Regions from separate parts of the Homo sapiens genome. Here region 2 is linked to region 1. Evidence: read pairs that join two places in POLR2A ChIA-PET (ENCODE). Cell type or tissue: Panc1. All regions are shown on one strand. Each heading gives the region's core, and the rest is flanking DNA. Links, peaks and the distances in the headings are about the cores only.

Region 1 (4,513 bases), core at 231-4,230:
GTGTGCCTTGCGTGTGCTGCGGGCTGGGATCTGTGGGAATGACATAGTCGGACATGGTCCTGAGCCTGTTGGCCTGGGGACTCCTTTTCTGTCATACTAGATGAGACAGGCGAGACTGCCCTGGAAAGCCCGGCGTGTCTGGCCTCCCCAGTGCTGGACGGTGGCCAGTGTGGTTTTCCAGGCGAGTCCGTGGGCTCCTGGGTGGGTGGTCGGGCTCGTGGGGAGATCCCAAGCAATGGTTGTAGAGGGATGGGAGGGAATGGGTGGATCCCAGAGAGAGAGAGAGAGAGAGAGCAGGCTGGTTCCACTGTGGCCTCGTTGTCTAATGAGGAGAGTGTACAGATAAGTCATGCTTTGTTTTGCTCTGTCTCTGGAATTTTAATCAGTTGCCCTAATTGCCTTCAAATTATTGGAAGGGAAAAACGCCAGCAGAGGGTCCTGACAGATCCCAGCTGTCTAGCTGAGGACTTATCTTCTCATTGTTCTTGGGAAACCAGTCAGGTTTAGGGACTTGAGGTGGATGATTCATTAATTCTTTTAAACTGATTTCCTCAGCCATGTACACAGGTGTGAAAGCCCTTCTTATGTTATCAGTATTACCCTAATATATCAGAGGGCTAGGATTTCTCATAAGGCGACTGTTATCTTTTGATAATCACATAAATAACGTTTCCATAGTTCTCGAAAGCTTGCCAGATGCTTTCATGTACATTAGCTAACTTCTTAAATTTTTTTTTTTTTTTTTGAGATAGGGTCTCACTCTTGTCAACCAGGATGGAGTGCAGTGGCATGATCTCTGCTCACTGCAACCTCTGCCTCCCAGGTTCAAGCAATTTTCCTGCTTCGGCTTCCTGAGTAGCTGGGATTATAGGCGCCCGCCACCATGCCTGCCTAATTTTTGTATTTTTAATAGAGATGGTGTTTCATCATGTTGGCCTCAGACTCCTGACCTCAAGTGATCCATCTGCCTCAGCCTCCCAAAGTGTTGGGATTACAGGCATGAGCTGCCATGTGTGGCTGACATTAGCTAATTTAATTCTTACAATAATCTTATGAATTGGGATTCTCATCTCTTTTAAAATGAGGAAACTGAGGCTCAGAGAGGTTAAGTCATGTGCCCAAGATCACTTAGCTAGTAAGTGATGGGCAGGGCTGTGGAGCTGGTTCACTTGACTCTGCTGCCATTGCATCCAGTTTGCTCTGCCAGCGAGTCAATTGAGCATTTGGAGCATTTGCTGTGTGCCAGCCTCATGGAGGCAAACGGAGCTTCGGAACCCAGGTGTCGAGAATGAGCTGTTGGCACTCAGTCCTGGAGTGGCAGCATGGGGGGCGGGGGCAGGAGCATGGGGGACAACAGTCCAGGGAGGGCCACATGACAGCAAGCAGAGCCTCGAATGCCTGAGTCCTGGCTCCAGAGAGAGGCCAGCCTGAGCTCCTCCATGTCCTACTCCTGTGGATAGACCCCCCGGAATGCAGGGGGCCGGGCTGAGCAAGAGGAGGAGAGGACAGGGAAGGAACATGTCTGCTTCTTTCCTTCAGGAAAGGAAAGGTGAGCTGGGCGATGGGGAAGGCCTCCACGGTGTTCTGTTGTAATGTTCTGCCACTTGGCAGCCTCACCAGGGACATATCAGCCCCAGGCTGATTATCTGCAGACCGGGATCCCATTTCTGCTGCTTTGGGAGAGAAGGGAGGGTAGCCCTGAGGCCATCCCAAATGCGAGTCTGTTCACAGAGGGGCTCTCCTGGCACCTTCCCCAGCCCAGACGCTGAGGAGGGCAGCCAGAAGCCCCTGCATCAGGTAGGAGTGCTGAGTCATGAGATTGGGTTGAATGGCGGCTTTAGCACAGCTGTGGCCTGTGTTAGAGAGGGTGAGTTTGGACCATTCCTGAGCAGAGGGGGACCTCAGAGGACAGTCGGACTGGGGAATCCCTGGCCCAGAGAGGGAAACTGGTTTTCCCAGAGTCACACAGCTAGGTGCCCCTTTGATGGTTCTCTCAGTGACTCACGCCTGTAATCTCAGCATTTTGGGAGGCCAAGGTGGGAGGATTACTTGAGCCTAGGAGGTTGAGGCTGCAGTGAACCATGATCATACCACTGCATTCCAGCCTGGCCAACAGAGCAAGACCTTGTCTCAAAAAGTAAATAAAAAATAAAACCCATTCTCACTCTAACCCATGCTGTATCTGATTTTTTTCCTGAGGTAGGCTTGAGATGGGAGGGTTGTTATTTTTTGTAAATGCATTAGGGGCGGAGTGGTGGGAGAGTGATTCCCCTGCAGCCCTTCTGAGGTCACTGCCACACCATGGCAAGAAAAGTATTTCTGACTCCTGGAGCTCCACGGTGTGACAGGTGGGCAGGAGCTGCTGGGGGTGCTGGGCAGACGTTTACCGTCCAGCACCCCCATTTCTGCTGCTCTGATAACTTGGATCGACTGAAGAACCTCGGGGCTTTCTTGGCTGTTTGTAGGAGCTTCCAGAAGCGACCTTTCGGGATGCCTCTTACATAGTCCTGCCTATACCCTCTACACGTGGCGTTTCAGGTCTGGAGAGTCATGTGGTGTAGCTGTATTTCTGGGAAGTGTGTGACCCGAAGCCTCCTCCTGTCAGAACCACCGGGGAGCTCACAAGCTAAAGTGCAGATTCCTGGGTCATCCCAGACCTGCTGAAGCCAAATCTTTAGGGTGGGGCCAGGAATCTGCATTTTAAACAAGCTCCGGAGGTGGCTCTGAGGCCAGCCACAGTTTGGGCACGGCAAGGCTGGGGAGCCAGGCTTGTTTCGGATCTCCAGTCCTTGTGTGGGCTGCGTGACCTTGGATGAGTTATTTCCCATCTCTGAGCCTTGGTTCTCTGGTCTGTTAAGTGGCAATCTTGCCCCTTCTGTTTTAGGCACTGTCGGGGTTGCCTGCCTTCTGGTAAGCGTTTAGTGCCCTGAGCCGACTCAGCTGGTGCTCAGGGAGGCCTGATGATTCGGGGCGCTTGGCCGGGTGGTGGGGTGGGACACCCCAGAGGGAAGGGCACTGGTCCCAGCTTGGTGGGGCAGGCCACCTGGAGGAGGGGTGGACCTTGGGAGTGGGTTATATTAGGGCCTCCAGGCCTCAGTTTGGGAGGAGCTTGCAGTGACCTTGGAGATGGTAGTGACCTTGTCCTCCTGCCCTGCCTGGGTGCACAGGCTCCCAGCACGTGGGTGGCAAAGGTCCTAGAGAGCACCCAGAGGCGGGTGTCTGCCTGGGGTCGAGTGTGGGAGCTGGGCCCAGAGCCCCCACTTCTGCCTGGCATCCGGGGGTCCCTCCGGGAAGCTGAGGTTGTTTTCTTGAACAGTAAGGACTGGCCAGAGCCCTGAGCACCGAGAGGTGAGGGTGAGGCCCCCCCTACTCTTTCCCCCACCCTCCTGGGAATGACTGCCGACATCAGGGAAGGGAGGGGCCCCAAGGCCAGTGACCTGGAATGCGATGGCCAGGGAGGCAGGAGCTGGAGGCTGTGTGGGGCACGAGGAGGCCGATCGGGTGTCCCGGGGGAGACTCCTCGCTGCTTCCCTCGGGATGGTTTCCATGAACTTCCCTCCCCGGCCCTGACGGCCTCCTCTCCTAAGCTCCCGCCTCCTTTTTTTTTTTTTTTGGAGACAGTGGCTCACTCTGTCACCCAGGCTGGAGTGCGGTGGTGCGATCATGGCTCACTGTAGCCTCGACCTCCCCCGGCTCAGGTGATCCTCCCACCTCAGCCTTCCAAGTAGCTGGGACTACAGGTGCATGCCCCCACACCAGACTAATTTTTGTATATTTTGTAGAGATGAGTTTTGCCATGTTGCCCAGGCTGGTCTTGAACTCCTGGGCTCAAACAATCCTCCTGCCTCGGCCTCCCAGAGTGCTGGGTTTATAGGTGTGAGTCACTGCACCTGACCATCCCTCCCCGCTTTTATGTCCTTTTCTCCCTCTCTGAGGTAGGGGGACCAAGCCCTCCTCCCCAAGCCCTGTCCACTGTGGGGCCTTCTACAATGTGAGCTTGTACATCTCTGTGATGTCACCCAGGTGCCACCAGGTGTGTGTGTCCTGATGCCTTTGGCCACCAGCCTCAAAATCTCCCAGAGTTCCAGGTGCTTGGTGGAAGGGATTCATGTACCCCTATCCCCATCCCTAAATGAGAGTGTCCACACCACCCGCCCTGAGTTCTGAACTTAGCCACCTCATGTACGGAAGGAGAAATGGAGGCCGCCAGAGAGGTCTAGGCCTCCGACCCTGACCTTGCTCCTCTTGGATGGTATTGGGTGGCATTCCAGGACAGCTGGGATCTTGATCATCCAGTGGGTGCCCTCACTGTGCACCTGCCTCCAGGTGGTGGCGCGGTAATTGCAAGAGCGTGAGCCCCTCCTCTGGGGCATGTTCTTGGAAATAAATACACCTCGTGTCATGGAGATGGGCAGACGAGGTGCCAGCTATTTGAACGGACAGCCCGGAGTCTGTGCAGGAGTTGGAGGTAGAGCGGGTCGAAGGCTTGCGGAGGGACAGGTGGGTCTCCCAT
Region 2 (4,260 bases), core at 261-4,260, 930 kb before region 1:
TAGTTCCAGCTACTTGGGAGGCTGAGGCGGGAGGATCACTTGAGCCCAGGAGTTGAAGGCCAGACTGGGCAACATAGGGGGACCTTGTCTCAAAAAAAAAAAAAAGACTGAAATGACTACTGAGCAGCAAGGACAGTTTCAGAAAAGTGATTGGTAAAAGCCAGAGTATAGCGAATTGAGGAGCGAGTAGAAGGTGAGGAAGTACAAGAGGGTCCACTGCCCTGGGAGGTGGTCTGGGGAAAGAATAAAGTGGGAACTAAAGGAGCTTAGAGTCAAGGGATTTTAATTTGGGGATGAACATGGCTGTAGTATGTTTAAATTTGGATTGGATGGTAAAGAGCAGACAGTGAGGAAAATGTCAATGACACAGCAGTGTTGAGTTCCTCAGAAGGAGGGAGGGAGTACGTAGAGTAGAATGGTGGAAAGTTTCATTGTGGAAAGAGAGGTCTATTCTATCTATAGAGGAGAAATAGAAGGAGACAGATGTGGGCAGGTTGGTACCCTGTTGGTACATGTATTCTTAATTATTGTACCAACATGAAGTTGAGGAAATTTACAAATGGACTGTTTATTTTTTTGATGCAGAAGATGGCCCATGCCTCAAGTGAAGAAGAGGATAGAAGGTTGGAAAATTTGGGAAAGGGAAGAAAGTTTGAAAATAGTTGATATGGAAATGAAATGGAGAAAACAGCCAGGCAACATTGAGGGCCAGTTAAAGTGGAAGGCCAGGGTATCCACAATAATTACAAATAAAAAATGTTTAAAAAGTGGAAGGCCAGGAATTTATGGCGGCTCTCATCCACAGTTGTTTGATCTTCTGTATCAACACCTGTTTGGAGGTAGGATCTCAGTTTGGGGATAGATCCATTGCATGTCCATCTGACTGAGTTCCTTGAGGTCAGGGTCCCTGTAAGGCATTTCCATGTCCTAGGCACTTAATCCAGTGCTTGGCAAATAGAAGCTGCTTAATGTTGAGTGAGTGAGTGGATTGTGAGCTAGAATGGTTGGGAAAAGGCATCAAAGAAGGTGAGGGATTTGAAAGATGAGGTTTAACTTAAAGTGTGCCTTGTGACCATTGCAAATTATGGCTGAAATTATTAAGAAGAAACAAAAATTATGTAAGTAGTTGGTATAAAATATGCTGAAATAACAGAAAGTAGAAGAAAAAGTGATTGAAATTCACAGTATGAATAAGTATTTTAAAAAAAAAAATTTTTTTTTTTTTTTTTTGAGGCAGAGTCTCGCTCTGTTGCCCAGGCTGGAGCGCAGTGGCGCGATCTCAGCTCACTGCAAGCTCCGCCTCCTGGGTTCACACCATTCTCCTGCCTCAGCCTCCCGAGTAGCTGGGACTACAGGTGTCCGCCACCACGCCTGGCTAATTTTTTGTATTTTTAGTAGAGACGGGGTTTCACCGTGTTAGCCAGGATGGGTCTCGATATCCTGATCTCGTGATCTGCCTGCCTCGGCCTCCCAAAGTGCTGGGATTACAGGCGTGAGCCACCGCACCCGGCCATTTAAATTTAAGCCATTTGGCAAATACACATTATGATCTTAAAGAAGATGACAGTGTTGAAATGCTTATGGCTTTCTACTTAAGTGCTAATTCTAGAAGTATTATTATATAATCTGCGTAACTGCTAGTTTACATTTTAAATACATTATAATTTAATCCTAAAATTCAGAAAATTGAATTTAAATCAAGCCCAAACCTTTGGGCTTCTTGGATCTGTACCGCCTTCTCTCTTAATTTTAAGAACTGCAAGATCCCTGGACTCCCAAGGATCAGTTTTCATCTGTTCTCATGTGGACACTGTTCTTCCCTGTCTTTGTGATTTTGTAGAACTCTCTTACGTCTCAGAATTTTTCAGTGAGGTGCTGTCATCAGATGGCATGTAGTGTACATTGTAAAAAAGTGTAAGTTTATTGGACTTGGTTTTGATTTTTTTTAATCCTTCTTTTTCTCCCCTTGAATATTTACAGTGGAGCTGGGCAAGAAGTAGGAAGATCATGTATTATTCTCGAGTTCAAAGGAAGAAAAATAATGGTAATTACTATTTTTGTACTCAGTTTAATAGTATGGCTCTGTCTGTATTGGGTGTTAGTCTTTTCTCATAGACTAGTTATCTTTTTAGCTCCCAGAAAAATGTTATAGTACATGTAATCTATGCTGTATAGTGTTAATGAGAAAAACTAATACACACTTCTACTTAGTAATTTAGTTGATTAAGAAGATATATTCTATGACTGTAAAATTGTCAGCTAGATCTGTTGAACTGTTACCTCTTCAAAGTCCCTCTTCCACTCCTGAAGGGTTGAGCCAGCCTAACTGCCCCACCCCCAGTGGAAGATCCCAAGGGCCCAAGCACTCTGAACACACTGAGAGCTCTAGCCGCCTCCAGCATGTGGGGATCAAGCCTTGGCCTAGAAGCTTGGATCCCCAGGTCCCACTGGGGCTGCCGGCCTTGGCCAAGTCACTTTGCTTCTCTAAGCCTGAAAGGTAGAGGGGTTAGAGGAGATAGTTTCTAAGGTACTCATTAGAAAGTCAGTTCTGTGTCTCAGATTCCTTTGATTCCTCTTTCTTCTCAACTCCTCCCAATCTGAAAAGAACATGTATAGGTCAGACATAGTCATCCTTTTAGTCATCTGTTTTGTTAATTTGGTAGTAACGCCATAAAAATAAGTAACTTTAATGACTGAGTCTTAAGAATTTGTTCCCTAATGCCTTAAAATATTTAAATTACCCTGATCAGGTAAGTTTCCCATTTCTAATTATTATCTTCTCACGAGAGTCGATCTGGTAGTAGTAAATCTATAAACTTTTAAAATTTTAATCTGATATCAAAGTTTTTGAAAAAGATTTAATTCGTTGTTAGAATGACGACCAAAAGTAGCTGGAAAGAAGCTGTTTTGTACTTTGCATCCTGTGACCCCTAAATGTGAGCTATATTTTAAATTTGTTGGGAAGTTAGAATTGTTAATGGCATATTTGCCACATTTAATAAGAATCATGTTCCAAGTGCTAGTGCCTGGAGTCCATCTTGAGTATATGGGTGATGGAACTAGAATTATTGCCTATTTGCCGAATGAATTTTAATAAAATGTGCAGGAGATTGTGATCTCTTTTCCTGTTTCTTTCAGCTCGACTGTGGGATCCACCCTGGCCTAGAAGGAATGGATGCTCTTCCTTATATTGATTTAATTGACCCAGCTGAGATTGATCTCCTATTAATTAGTCAGTAAGTTTTTCCCTTTATTAATGACACTTTTTCACGGACTTTTACTATCAAGATCATTCTTTACTAGATTTTGAGAGTTTGGTTTTTTAAAAGAGTGTTTTCTGCTAGGAAGCATATTGCAGACATCTGAGTCTAAACCAACACTCCGTAATGTCATCACAGGCTAGAGAAGTTTGCTATGAAAAACTTACCTACCTCTATGTATAAGTTCAGTGAGTATGTGAGAAGGAGATAGTACAGAACTTGAATCATTGTAAAACTTGAGACTAAGAAAGCCCTTTTCCAGGATATCTCCTTGAGGTCACTGTTTTATCACATTCTTCTATAAGAACGCCATTTCACCTTTATTGAAACTATTTTTAAATAGAGTTCATATAGAAAAATGTGACAAGACAGTGACCTCAGGGAGATATCCATGTTTCAACTTTATTCTGTTAAAATGTTTGCTGTAATTCTGGCTGCCAGGAGTAGGCTTGGGATATTCTTCTTCCTCCCTAATTCACTAATAAAGTTTTTTGCTGTTTAAAAACAATACTTTAAACATCTTTCCTCCATTTTAGAACTGTATGCATTACTTCTTCCTTCTACACATACCTACTCTTGGTTTTTCTGAAAGTATCAGCACATAGTTGTTTATATAAAACTTGTTTTGTACAGTAAGCAACAGTTTCATTACATGGTATCTGATGGATAATAATTTTAAGAATTAATGCAGCCTCTTTCTTTTTAAGTTTCCATTTGGATCACTGTGGAGCTCTGCCCTGGTTTCTACAGAAGACAAGTTTCAAAGGAAGAACATTTATGACTCATGCCACAAAAGCTATTTATAGATGGCTTCTTTCTGATTATGTCAAAGTTAGGTAAATTACTTTATTAGATTATACACGACTTTGGCTCTATATGGCATGTATGGTTCAAGATATGGACCATTTTGTGTTTTAAAATGAGGTGCTCCCTTTTCATGTATAAGGATATCAGTAATTTCATCATTCATTAACAAGGTCATTGAAACCTATTGTGTTTC

What was found. Peaks named below come from ENCODE experiments on the same cell type or tissue, not always from the same donor. Only the 100,000 strongest peaks of a DNase experiment are listed, where the experiment ranks them.
Region 2: POLR2A ChIA-PET joins it to region 1 with 14 read pairs; 2 of 35 experiments call an interaction of 5 or more read pairs at or near these places.

The regions. Positions count from the first base shown.
Region 1 is chr2:10,360,989-10,365,501 of GRCh38, forward strand. The region is part of intron 1 of HPCAL1 (hippocalcin like 1); the gene reads left to right. Among named protein-coding and RNA genes, the nearest start is that of HPCAL1, 60 kb to the left of the region's middle. In Panc1, for the core only: no CTCF peak of the experiment used is centred there; no DNase peak of the experiment used is centred there; H3K27ac peaks cover 2,193 bases.
Region 2 is chr2:9,426,785-9,431,044 of GRCh38, forward strand. It overlaps CPSF3 (cleavage and polyadenylation specific factor 3), which reads left to right. Exons shown (of 18, transcript NM_016207.4): 2 at 1,981-2,044; 3 at 3,139-3,236; 4 at 3,968-4,096. Among named protein-coding and RNA genes, the nearest start is that of CPSF3, 5.3 kb to the left of the region's middle. In Panc1, for the core only: no CTCF peak of the experiment used is centred there; no DNase peak of the experiment used is centred there.